2 separate regions of the Homo sapiens genome follow, and region 2 is linked to region 1. The links are chromatin contacts, found by Hi-C or POLR2A ChIA-PET in ENCODE. All regions are on one chromosome and are shown on one strand. Each heading gives the region's core, a stretch centred on a gene start or an enhancer-like site at or near the end of the contact. The rest is flanking DNA. Distances are from core to core; before and after follow the strand shown.

The links. A loop is a pair of places that touch in the nucleus more often than their neighbours do. ChIA-PET counts read pairs that join two places held with the same protein, here RNA polymerase II (POLR2A). Pooled maps may share reads with other maps.
Region 2: a loop to region 1 is called in a map of endothelial cell of umbilical vein, with 7 times the contacts of the local background. The contact joins two enhancer-like sites. A Hi-C loop is called at or near these places in 3 of 168 maps with a recorded cell type or tissue (IMR-90, endothelial cell of hepatic sinusoid and endothelial cell of umbilical vein) and 3 of 50 pooled maps. POLR2A ChIA-PET finds 5 or more read pairs at or near these places in 3 of 52 experiments (AG04450, Panc1 and endothelial cell of umbilical vein).

The regions. Positions count from the first base shown.
Region 1 is chr6:132,060,723-132,067,671 of GRCh38, reverse strand. All of the region lies in intron 2 of CCN2-AS1 (CCN2 antisense RNA 1), which reads right to left. Among named protein-coding and RNA genes, the nearest start is that of MIR548AJ1, 51 kb to the left of the region's middle. Within about 2 kb of position 3,756, at least 3 of the 41 ENCODE cell types and tissues checked have a DNase peak (open chromatin) inside an H3K27ac peak, as active enhancers do; they include IMR-90 and endothelial cell of umbilical vein, where a contact is called at or near this core.
Region 2 is chr6:131,978,030-131,984,978 of GRCh38, reverse strand. All of the region lies in intron 2 of CCN2-AS1 (CCN2 antisense RNA 1), which reads right to left. Among named protein-coding and RNA genes, the nearest start is that of CCN2, 30 kb to the right of the region's middle. Within about 2 kb of position 3,763, at least 4 of the 41 ENCODE cell types and tissues checked have a DNase peak (open chromatin) inside an H3K27ac peak, as active enhancers do; they include IMR-90 and endothelial cell of umbilical vein, where a contact is called at or near this core.

The DNA of each region.
Region 1 (6,949 bases), core at 2,507-5,006:
AATAACGTTTTAAACCTCATGTTCCACTCAATATAGTTTTCTTGGAAAAGCATTATAAAAATACCACCTTCCAGTCTTACTTGCTTCTGTGTTTACGTAAACTGTTTTTATCCCAGTTTGTAACCAAGGCTGCACATAAAAGAAAGAAGGAAATCCATTATGAGTCTGAAACAGGAAATTCTACATGTGTTCTAAATCATCTAACTGTAGAAACAGCTACATCGTTACTGAGCAGCCACCACGGTAGCCCTGGGAGTGAACAAACATCTCTCTGGGGCCCTGATGCCTCACAGAAGAGACCTAGAGAGAGCAGCTCAGAGATGAGTTGCTGAAATTTGAAAATGTAATTGGGTTGTTTTTTTTTTAATTTAATGGGTTTTAATTTGGTCTGACAAATGTTTCTTTTCCAATTATGAATATAGAATTTGACAAACAAAAGCTCAAGCCAGGCATGGTGGCTCACACCTGTAATCCCAGCACTTTGGGAGGCCGAGGCGGGCGGATCATGAGGTTGAGAGATCGAGACCATCCTGGCCAACATGGTGAAACCCTGTCTCTACTAAAAATTCAATAGTTAGCTCGGCGTGGTGGTGTGTGCCTGTAATACCAGCTAGTCGGGAGGCTGAGGCAGGACAACCGCTTGAACCCGGGAGGCGGAGGTTGCAGTGAGCCGAGATCGTGCCACCGCACTCCAGCCTGGCGATAGAGCAAGACTCCATAAAAAAAAAAAAAAATTTACAAATCTTTGTTCAAATATGGTGTTTTTTTATTCTATGATTCTGCTCTTTAAAAATATGTAATGTATTTATAAATTTAGATTATAATATTAATATGAAATTGAATATTATAAGGATAGAGAAAAATATCCAGTAAAATACTTCTACAGTAGGATTAGCTAATGTAGAAAAGAATAGTCTTCACAAAGAAAAAGAGGTTTAAGATAAAAGAACAATGATTTGAACAGGAATATTAAGTGATTTTTAAATTAATTTTTTCATCATTCTTTTCTAGGTCATCTATAAATAGCATGTATAAATAACACTTAAAAGATTCTAATTAAATATGATGATCTAGCCCAATTTCCCCTCTAAATTTAGAAAGAAATATTCCACATGACAGCAGCTACCACCAATCAGTCGTCTTCCATCTTTGCAATCCCAGCACCCCACACTACAGCAATTTATTTCATCTCTGCCTCCCACTTGCCAAAACCAAGTGGTAGTCATTTTCCCATCTCAAAACTCCATGCACCTTTGTTCTCATCTCTCATCTAGTGTGTTGTGCTTTGTTTTTAAGCAAAGAATGAATTTGACCAAGAAACACAGAAACTCTACAGGGGTAAGAATACACTAACTGAAGGGTCTACATAAAAAGATCTGGGCTACACCATCTATTAGTCTTTTGCTCAGATATGTGGAAGACCCATACTGACATATGGGTCACCATAAGGAAGGATGGATGGTATAAGGAAGATGGCCAGCTGTTGCCACAATAATTAAGTAGACTCTGTCTACTATTTTCTATTAAACACTTCACCTCAGCAAAAGCAGCAAGATTGAAGCCTTATTTCTAAATAAGATCAGTTCTAGGCAAAAAACAAAAACAAAAAACAAAAAAAAAAACAGTGGTCAAAATCGTGGTCTTCTGCCATTTTTTTGTCTGTGTCTCCTTTCTCCAGTCAACCCTTCACCATAATCACACCACCACAAGGGTCTCTCACTGGGTACCCCTTGAAGATCATCATATCCAGCCAGAAGTCCACTTCCCCAAACCTTCCCTGCATCCTCTCTACACTCACTGAACTCTAAACCGCTGCCTCATGGGCAACTTGTTTGTTAATTTGATAAAAAGAACTTCAGGTGAAAGCTTGCTAAAGATGAGCTCATGTTTTGTCCATTCATAGTAACATACCATACCCACTCACAAGGTGTAATCCAGATGAGTGACTCATTGTATGTGGGCTTCGAATTACATGATAAGAACATATATTTTTAGCAATTTAAAGTCTTACTGTAGTATGATCTATAGTTTCTATAATTCAGTCCTTTTAAACAAGAGCCCAAAGGCCATTACTGCTCCTTCTGCTGCTCTCCAAGGAGCAGGAGCATTTAGTGTAAAAGGGAGACCTGCTTAGGCTCTACCTACTCAGATGTGGGATAAAGACCAGAACCATACAGAATGGCTACACAAAGATTTTGCCAATACTTCAGGAAATGAAAAAATGACAAGGGCAAAAATTGTTGAATCCCAACTCAGTAAGATCTAAAATCTTTAAAATGAGTTTGCAAAACTTTTGTGCAACACATGGAAGAATCTATTTCAGAAGACTTCTAGAACAATTAAGAAGGACGGTCAGGAAAAGATTACCTATTGGAGCAACTTTTTAATACCAGTAAATTTAGTTTGCCTTAGTAGCAGATGCCTTCACGACCTTATACGAATTGTGATATTTAAGTGAATGAACATACACACCATTTTTATTGCTGTTCCTACAAACTTCTACTTTGTTTTAAGTTCTCAGTCTTACCATCCGTAGTTTTATACACCACAGTCCTTTTCACAAGCGTGCCACAGCCACACAGGTTTAGGGAAGATTACTTATTTCCAGACAGGTCTATATCCCAGCCCCACCTAATCACTCCACTCAGCAAATACCTGGACTGTCTACGTGAAGTCTAGACGGGCTTCCAAGGGGCAGCTGAGAAAATGCAAAATTGCTCTCAGTTAGCATGCTGCAACTAAACCCACCATCTTCCTCCCTGGCTTATGAAAAAAATGCCCTTTCTCCAACTGTATACCATTCCTCACTCTTAAAATATTTTGTTTTTTGTTAAGTAGGAGAAGAAATACAACCTATTCTTAATAATTAAATGTGAGTATTGTGCTATTACATTTTCCAGGCAGATCTACAAACATTCCACCCTTTCATTTTTCTGAACAACACTATTAAGTTAGATATTATTCTTATTTTATAAGTGAGCCTTCCATCCCGCAGCTAGAGTTGAGGTTAGGGTCGGGCCTTCAGATTCAGTGCCTTTTCCATTATGTTCTTCCGCTCTCCCTTATTGAAATGTTTGTTGCTCTGTACATATTTTGCTATATAAGTTTTAATTACAACATCTGAATAGTAGGAAGGCACTCTGTTTCTTTTTTTACAGCACATAGCATAGTTTTAACTAATATTTCTAAATAAAATGTGTATTTGCCAAAATCAGTGACATATTTCTTTTAGATAAGAAATATTTCTATAGATTAGCCAGTGAAATTCATTAACAAGTTTTCAAGCAAAGGAAGCAAAAAAGAAAGTGGACCTTTTCAGTGCTATCCAGAGGCAAGGACATAGTCTGTCTTAACTCTTTTGATCTTCATGGCAACACCATGAGTGAGTTATTATATTTTATACATGAGAAACCTGAGTTTCAAAGAAGTGTCTTACCCAATTCACGAAATACGTGGCGGAAATGGGATTTAAACTTAAGTCTCTCTGACTCCAAAGCTCATAGCCTTCCCACTAAGCCATCATACCTTTCTACAGGGTGGCCTCTCTGGTAAACTCTACGAGAAGGAAATTTACTTTGCACAAAAAATTCAGTCTAAGCCTATCCTGATTAAAAGGTCGTGGTCTGTCCCTGTTCAGACAGTAAATTCCAGACAAAGTGCATGTGCACTGAGCACTAACTGTGTGTTTCATCCTGGAGATTCTCTGCAATAACAAGAGTTCCTTTGGGGAAAGTTCAGTTCTTTAGCCACCCTGGCACAGTCTGGGATGACTCAGGTCAGACTACAAAGGCTCCAAACAATCCCTTCTAAACAAGATCTTAAGAATGTCAATGACTAAGGTACAATTGTTCTCAGATGACCTTGGGTGGGGGCCATGATCACTCACAGTATGAAAAATTAAGTGATATGAGATGGGGAAAGTTAAGGTGAGGAGTTTTACTGCTTTCAGGATCCAAAAAGAAATTTTTAAAATGTGCCAACAGACTACAGCATAACCTGATAAATAGCAATCCTCTCTCAAATCTTACTTTTTCCTCTTTTGTTGAAGAAAATGGAAGATAAGACTTGAGTGAAGTTACCCTCTAAAGCCCTACAGGAAGTGTTTATTTTGTCTTATGTATAAAACCATAACTAGTATCCAAAAGAACTTGATGTCCCTGTTAAGAATGAAAAAGACCACGGTAAACAGCTGGCGGGAGCTGATAGCATGTCGCACCATGTGCATTCTTTACCAGCCCCTTGAATTGCTCATTTCAAAAAGGAGAAAACATTTCCTGCCTCAGTGCATAACAGGGAAAGGCGAATGGTCTGGAATGACCTCACAAGATTTAAGCAGTTTGCCAAAGAACTTAAACAGAATTTGCTCAAAGCTTCGATCAACTGAACATTTGCCATACTATTTCAAAAATGTCTGCATTCACAAGAAAGAAATGTCTGCATTCAGAAGAAAGAAAAATCCTCACCATGAGACATATTCTCAGTAAGAAATCATTACAACCACTGAAAATGTTTTCATTGTTAATATGTACAAGTGATAATATCAGAATTTTTGGTGTTTCTTCAATTTCCCTTACTCCTATCCAACTATAACTTTGTGAAAGCAAAGACTATAATTTACTAATGTATGGGTTCTTTGTAGAATTTAACATATTTATGCATTTACTCCCTCAACAAACAATTGTGCTTAACATTGTACAAACACTGGAGATACAAAGACATTTGATGTATAGATCAAATGTTTCTTGAGCATTTGCTGTGTTTCTGGCACTGAGCTAGAAAATGGGCTTATAACTGTGAACTAGACAGTCAACTGTCCTATCTTCATGGAGCTATCAGTCCAGTTCAGTGGGTCATAATCCTGGCTGTGAATCAGAATCACCAGGGAGCTTTTTAAATAGACCGCTGACCGTGCCTGACCTAACACCAATTAAATCAAAGTCAAGACATGATTACAATATACTATGATAAACGTAATGATTGAGAAAAATAAAGAGATATTTTGAGAGCACATAGAAAGTACATACAACCCAGATTCAGGGCTAAGTAGAATGTTTTAAATAATGATTTATCAGTTAGCCTAGGAAATAAAGGGAAGTAAGGGAGATGGAAGCGTTCTGGACAAAAGGTGTATGAGATTCAAAGGCAGAGAGGCCCATTTCTGGGGTAGTACAGTGATGTCACTGCTTCTGATGTCATATAGCATGCAAGGAGAGAAAGACCACCAAAGAGACAGGATAAGTATGTAGGGGCCAGAGCAAGAAAACCCCAGATTCTCATACTGAGGAGGAGGTATTTATTCCTGAAATAATTAAAGCTTTGGAGGAAATTTAAACAAGAAATGTATGTGATACGACCCATTATTTTACTTTCTTTACCCTCAGGCCACGGACACGTATATTTTGCAGATCTAGAAGCAATAATACAGTAATCCCAAATTGAATCATCTCTTAATCCCTGAAGAAAATCAATCATTTGATCCGCTAAAGCGATCTGTCATTATTCCACTTAAATTCATGCCCGGCTTTTTCTGTTTCCCTTCCAGCAAAATCAATCATTTGTCTTGCTCCTAAGACTTTCTCAAGCCCAATCCCTGAGTGATGCTGGGGACACTTAACACCCTTGTTCCCAGGAAGAGGAGAAAGCACTGGGGTATGGAAAGCATAATTTGAGCTTTGTGCACAGTCCTCCAGTGGAAAGGGAAACTAAGTATCCCAAAGTTGTTTTTAAAGCATTTTGTCAGCTTGCTTACCTGATAAGGCAAGAAAGTGGATCATTTATTTTCCTGGGAAATTATGGTAATTTAAACTTTTTCTTCAGAGTGTCCTATAATTGCCTTCTGGGTTTCATGAAGCCCAAAACATGTTTTTGTTATTTATATCCCCTTATTTTTCCCCACTATTCATAAAGCAGTGAAAAACAGTTCTTACAAATAAGGGAAAATTCAAGTACAGTACCTGCTTGTGTGACTCAATATTTTAATTTGATTTAAAAATCAATAATTTATTTTAACTAAATGACAGACATTTTATTCCTATGTACAAAGAACTCAGAAATTCCACCCTACCTCCCACATCCCGTTTGGTCACAAGAGAGATAATGGCTGCATTGACAAGAACTATTTCCAGTTCCTGTCAAGGGTCATTTCAGAAAGAAAGCTCAAGCAAAAGCCTCACACTATTATTTTTATTTTAGAACATTTAAAAATAAATAACCAGTTATTGGTCTCAAGGGTCTTCCTGTTTCTGCAAATGAAAACCTTGGGAGAAAGTAGTTTTATGCTGGTGAAGCATCAGGTTGGTCAGATTAAAAGGGACCAAAGAGAACAGCCCAAACCCAAATCCTATTCCTCTGGAGCTACAAGTGAGATGCTGGGTTTTTTTCCCATTCGGTTTTCCTAGTGGCCTTATGGGGTCAATCATATGAGATGAATACTCACATGAGACAAATTTAGGTTTTAATTTCCTTTTAAGAGGAGCCAGACAACAGCATGCCACATCTTTTGACATCAGTACTAATAGCAGATACGAGTTGATGCCTTACTCTGTTCTAGGCACCATGCCACATGTTTTACATACCTCTTTTTATTTAGCTTATACAATAAACCCATCCCAAGACCCTTATGTACATCCCACTGATAGGAAAAGAGACACAGCCAATAAATGGCACAAAAGAGATTAGAATCCGTTTTTTAGACACAAAATTGAAAGCTCACAACCACTATGTATTTGTTTCTCTGTCATTAAACTGATTTTCCATGCAAATCATTGTCGTTCAGTATTCATATGATGCATATGTGACAAAGGCCCCAAGTAATGAACTGCTGCTCTCTGACTCATTACATACACATTTATGGTCTTTAGCTATGTATCACAAAGCTGCGGAACAGTATTTACATCTTCAGTGAGGCTCCAGCAGTTAACCATGAGCCAGCTGCAGGTCACCTGGCCTT
Region 2 (6,949 bases), core at 2,514-5,013, 83 kb after region 1:
AAAATGTTTGGCTTGTGCAGCATTTTAACAGGTATTAGCTGTCTGTTACTTTGTTTTTCTTGCTTTGGAGAAAGTTTTTGGGGTGGGGGGGTTGACTTGGAATGGAAAGTTAATTTTAAAAGTTAACATGTTATATACAGTTTCATAAACTCTTAAAAAAGAAACCTAGGTGTTGTCTTCACTTTCAGAGTCTGCACAGGGGCTTGGAATCTCACAAAGAGAGATTACTTTTAAGAATTCTGGCACTTTGCTTTTAGTTTAAACCATAAAAAACTGAAAGAACAGCCATTTCTAATCCTGCCCAGTACATTCCAGCTAAATGGAAGCAAGAAGACATGGAATAAAAAGAACTATTCAGTCATTTCAGAACTTCAACAAATATTGAGTTAAATATCTTTTCCAATAAGGGTTAAAGCTTAAAGGCTCTGATTCCTCTTAATATACTTCCTTTATCTCTATATTTTATACTCCTTGATATTACTTTTTTTCATCTTCCTTCTTTCAGATAACTTGCTTTTAATACAAAAATCAAAGATTAAAAAAAGTGTAACAAGTCATAGCTTATGAAGGCAAGTAAACTCAATTTATTTAACAACTCTATCTGGAATCATAGTTACTTCACCACGTATCATGTTTGATAACCATAAATGGTGTGTAGGATCACATTAGATAGCTATCCCAAGAGAACAAATGAAATAGTGTAATCCATTCAGTTCACTATGGCCAATCTACATAGTCACAAAATACGGGAGAGAACAAAAAGATTAAGTTCCTCACTGATGTTGGAAAATAACACAACAAATTGCCCAAGGCTACTCTACTTGCCTGGAGTACAATTAATGTTACCTTATCTGGCTTCTCTGGCTAATGCAGTCAATTAGATTTTTACCTTGATGAATCTATAAAATACACATAGTCTACATGAAGTTCTAAGTTTAAATTCCCTCTGTCTCCCAGGATTACGAAAAGTCAGCTGAATAATTTTTAGGATGCAATGTAATTTAAATTCATTTTTTGGCAGGTCCTGATATTCCCTACCAAAAGAGTCATCAGGCTATTTTACCTAACCCAGAATTTCTGCTTCTGGATTTATTTTAGATAGTAAATCTCTTCATCAAACATTCATTTAATGAGTAAAGCCTTATGATAATAGACTTGCTATGGTTTGAATGTTTGTCCCTTCTGAAACTCATGTTGAAACCTAATTCCCAATGTGGCAGTATCAAAGGTGGGCCCTTTAATAAGAGATTGGCAGAGCTCTCATGAAGGGAGTGATCCATTCATGGACTAATGGATTAATGGGTTAGTAGACTAATGAGCTACTATTAGTCCCATGGTCCCCACTCATGGGAGTGGGACCATGCCTTTATTAGAAGAAGAAGAGATATCTGAGCTAGCACACTCAGCCCCTTTGCCATGGTGCCCTGTGCCATCTCAGGATTCTGCAGTACAAAGAACCTAACCAGATGTAGTCCCTTGACCTTAGATTTGTCAGCCTTCACAACTGTAAGAAATAAATTCCTTTTCTTTTTAAATTACCCAGTTTCAGATACTCTGTAATAAGCAACAGAAATGGACTAAGACAAGACCCATTTTAAATAAACTATACAATAAATAAGTAAAGTCCTGAAACTATGAAAATCATGGCTCTTTCCACTATTAGGCATTCTTTCTTATGATTCACACAATTTTATGCATCTTTTTTTGGCTACAAGTTCATCCTCATATTAAGTAAAAATGGTTTAAAAGTAAACTGATTGATGTGTCAGCATAATCCAAATACGGCTGACATCATCGTATAAGTAAGTATTGTGCTAAAATCCTGAAGTTAGAAGGTTTATTGTGAGTAAGAAGCCAAAAGTTCAGACATTCACCCAAAGTTGATCCAAACCTTTTGGGTTGGAAATATTTCAAAATTGGGCTTTCCCACAAAATGGCCTGTATTTCCTGTTTTGGCTAAGCTGGAAATGCAACAGAAACAATACTTCTTATGGCATGTCATTGCTTCTACTTTTGGTCTGAAAACACCAAGCAGAGACTATGAGTGTGATGAATCAAAAGAATAAAAGTTGAGTGGAGAGATGTCCTGGGCTAAGAAAGAGTTAATGGGAACAAAATTTCCTAACTTGACCACCAGTTAACCATAGCTTGGATGCCCAGTGTGCTATGAGTCACTAGCAACTGGCTCCAAAATAACACAAGAATATCTTAGGCTAGCTCATTACTGGAGTATATTGTTTAAAATATTTCCAGAAAAAAATTAAGCAGAAACAGTTACTTAATGGATAAAATGGTATTCATGTAAATTCCTTTTTACAGAATAATCTGGAAATGAGATGCACAAACAACTTGCCAGGGAGTCTGACAATGCTATTCATAACCTTCACTTAGAGATTTTAGGCAAAAATCACAGCTACCTTCAACAGCGTTGATAATAATAACGCTTCATGGGAAGAGTGTGGAATTGCTAAAAACACAACACACTGAAGTCTCAAAAGTTAAGTCTCAAAAGTTTTATAGATTGTGAATATAGGGGTATATTTTGCATCTTCCAAAAGGCCACTTAATGCTTCCTCTAACTTAATTTCTTAAAAAAGAGTCTTTAAACTTCTTACTTTATTAACTTAAACCACTAATGCTCAACCATTTGGTTAATATAGTTATAGGATCTGTACAATATTGATTGTGCATACGCAAATAAGAAACCAAATTTGGGAGCTATTATTCTTTTTTACTTGATTGCTCCATAATAAATGAGGATGGACAAGGCCCTTAACGTTGCAATATGGAAATGCCCTCTTCTGTAACCTGGAAATATTACTTGTCCCCTAATAAATAAGTCCCAAAGATGAAGTACACCTCCTAAAATAAATAAATAAACAAACACATGAGAAAAAGAAAAGCTGTTTAGGATTTGAGGCCAGGACAAGAGCCTTAATAGTATAATACATTGATACTAACCTATAAAGGAAATTTGTGAGTCCCTGCAAAGAAGAGTGAAAACTTAGAAAATAATGAAATGAGACAGCAGGACAGAGACACAGATCTAGGTGTCACTGGCCTTCTCATCCATCCCTTCCTGGAGGTCTGTCCATCCTAGCAAAAGGAGCAGGCCCAGCAGCGTGGTGGTCAGAGCAGGGTCTTGGGGTTCTGAAGCATGGTGGTGCAGAGGTCCAGACAAGGCAAAGCAAAGGAGTGGAGGATCTGTAGCTCAGAACTAGCCCAAGGCAAGTTCTCCACCAAGATCACAGCAAGAACCAAGCAGGCCAAAAGTTAGTAAATTCTAGAATAAGCGAAGAATGCCAGAATCAGAAAGATAACGAAGGGGCCTAGACCAAAGGTGGGAGTAATAATGACCGTTCTAGAATGTGCTTTAGGTGGGTGCAGAGAATGGAGAGGTGCCCTATAGGCTGGGGCAAAAATCTGGCTGTGGTGTGCATTGTTTGGTTTCTTTGTTTTTCTTTTGCTGTTTTGGCAATCACCATTTTGCCACACTTCCTGCCTCTCCCTTGGTTTACACCCTTTATACTTCATCTGTGTGTTACTTAAGTATCCCCATGAGTTTGTACCCCAGGTCTGTATAACACTTGACATGAAAAACAGATTAATCAAATGCACATATGCTATGTTTATAATTCATTTATATGGCTGGGTTAATAATTTAGTAATTTCAGCTAATGGTTTAGAAAAAAGATAAAGTCATAATGCATTTCTTGTTCTGCAGCAGTCAGGCTTCCTTCCTGGAGCCACGCTGTTGGCAGACTGAAACAGGCATGATCTATGCTGTGGGACCACATTCAGTTGATGGTAAAGCCTAGAATAGCGTTATTGGACTTTAATCTAGCAAACTATGCGTGTTTGTTTGTGAAACTTTGACTCCATGACAAAGACTGTATTTGATTTAGGACTTGCTTCAGTGAGGCAATCCTGAGAAAACAAAACTCAAATTACACAGAAGCAAAATAAATACATAAAGAGTGGCTCTCCTAATTTATAAATTAAATGACAAGGAAACCTTTGTATAGTGAGCTATTTACTGGGGGCAAAGACCATGTCTTATTCATATTTTATTTCCCAGCATCTAAGCATCGTGTCTGGCACATGGTAGGCACTCTATAAACGTTCACTGAACTGAACTGAATTGCATCGCTTCATATCCCTACTGCTCGACCCCTTTCATCAGGTTAACAGCTGCACTTAACCTTGGCTCAGCCTTCGCTACCTCAGAAAGACCCTCCCTGACCTCATGTATTTGATCAATTCCCACTAATACTCATAAATATAATATCATGCATTCTCCTTCAAAGCACCCATCACAGCTATAATTTTACACTTACAACCATGTGTCACATGAGTATGTTTTGATCAATGATAGACCATATATGTGACAGTGGTCTCATAAGATTATAGTGAAGCTTTTATACTGTATTTTTACTGTACCTTTTTTATGTTTAGATACACAGATACTTATCATTGTGTTAAAATTGCCTGCAGTATTCAATACAGTAACATGCTGTGCAGGTTTACAGCCTAGGAGCAAAGGCTATACTGTGTAGCTTAGGTGTGTAGTTGGCTATAGCATCTAAGTAAAAACATTATGATGTTCTCACAATGACAAAATTGCCTAATGATTCATTTCTCGGAATGTATCTCCCTTGCTAAAGTGATGCATGGCAGTACTTACAAAGCTATTTGATATAAGCAATACAAACCATAACAAATACATTCCAAGGAGGCAAGGGCTGTGTCTTTTGGTTTTTGTTCATGAGGTAGATATTGTTTTTGTTGGCACTCAGTAAATTTTTGTTAAAGCAATGAAACAAGAACCCATGGTTTCCTCTCATTCTAATAATACTCACAAAGCCTCAAAGAATATGAGATAAATTATCCAGCACATATGCACATTATAGTTGGAGCTAGGAAAGCAAGGTTTTGTGACGCAGAACATCCAGATGGGAAGAAATTGATAAAGAAATGGAAAAACACAAATATCATTCATTATGGTCAGACATTATTCTCCATCCTGGAGTGTATCATGGAAATGTTTGTAGAGAAACGTTTATTCTGCCGGGCACAGTGGCCTGTGCTTGTAATCCCAGCACTTTGGGAGGCTGAGGTTGGAGGTTCACTTGAGGCCAGGAATATGGGACCAGCCTGGACAACATAGCAAGACCTCATCTCTACAAAAAATAAAAATAAAAAATAGGCCGGGCATGGTGTGCATGCCTGTAGTCTTAGCTACTCAAGAGGCTGAGGCAAGAGGATCACTTGTGCTCAGGAGGTCAAGGCTGCAGTGATCTATGACTGCACCACTGCACTCTACCTGGGCAACAGAGCAAGACTCTGTCTCTAAAAAGAGAGAAATGTGTATTCTTTTGTAGACATTGTAGATGTTTTATTAAAACACACACACACATGGCCGGGTGTGGTGGCTCATGCCTGTAATCCCAGCACTTTGAGAGGCTGAGGCAGGTGGATCACAAGGTCAGGAGTTCAAGACCAGCCTGGCCAATATGGTGAAACCCCATCTCTACTAAAAATACAAAAATTAGCCGGGCATGGGGCGGGCACCTGTAGTCCCAGCTACTCAGGAGGCTGAGGCAGGAGAATCGCTTGAACCTGGGAGGCAGAGGTTGCAGTGAGCCAAGATCATGCCACTGCACACCAGCCTGGGTGACAGAGCGAGACTTCTTCTCAAGAAAAAAAAAAACACAAACACACACACACACAACAATCCATTAAGTTTAACCTAAAGAATCTTTTTACTAAAGGTTAAAAACTTTCAAATATGAATTTCATACGGCTCAACGTAATATTTACTCACATGTAAGCAGTTTTTCTATCGCATTGCTCTCTGTACCTTGGGAGTGAAATAGAGAGATACAGATCTAAGTCCAAAACACAATACTAAAAATTATGATATCTGGGGATTAATGAGGTTATTTTTGGTTAAAGAAAAATAAAGGGCAGAAACTGAAAGTTAATCATGTTTAATCTAATACAGGAAACTTTATAATAAGCCAATATATCCAATTATTCCAGTCAACAAGCTTAATAAGTAAAATTCCAGAATGGTTAAGGAAAAACAAGAACATCCAAGAGAGCTGTTGCTTTCATTTAATTTGACCCTTTTTATGAAGCAACTACCGTGTGTCAGGTAGCATACTTAGCACAAAGGCAGCAGCAGAGAAAGACACAGACACAGACATAACTTACAACAGTGAAAGGTTCCTCAGCCTGTACCTTGCACCCTTCCTGGCTCTTCTGTCTTTTCCCAATCCCTGGGGTAAACATCTGGCCTCAAGCAGGGCCACGAGGAATGCTCTCCTTCCCCTAAAAGGAAGGAATTTTTAGAGACAGTGCTATTCACCGTCAGGTTTTGATAAATATTTGTAGAAAAAATGAAAGAATTAATTCATTAATCATCCAATTGCTCTGAGAGGGAGATCTGTGAATGAGGAGTTGAACCAAAATATCGATGGCTTGCTTTCAATAAAAGTTTGGTTTGTCCAGGTTAGCTCTGATTCTAAGCTTTCAAGTGTATTAGTTGATGACCCATCTGTAATCTGAAACAAAGAAGACATTTTTATGGTTGATTTAATTCAGATTTACCCAAAATAAAAACTTCCCTGTTCGTTTTTAATCATGTAATATGTTCAGCAGATTACAAGGTGGTGGGATCTCAGTTCTGTCACTAAGTGACTTTGAGAAAATTACGTAACCTCTCTGTGTCCTTTTATTTATCCAATAATGTTAATAATCACACAGTAATTTTGCAAGGATTATATGAGGCAGTACATTCAAAGCACTTGGCCCAGTACTAGGCGTATAGTAAGCACCCAGGCAACATTGGTATTATGATTATTATCATTGTATTACTTGTAGCACTATTATTCCTGTTCCCATGTATTCTTATTGGGCATTCAAGATTCTAGTTAGATTGAAGAGC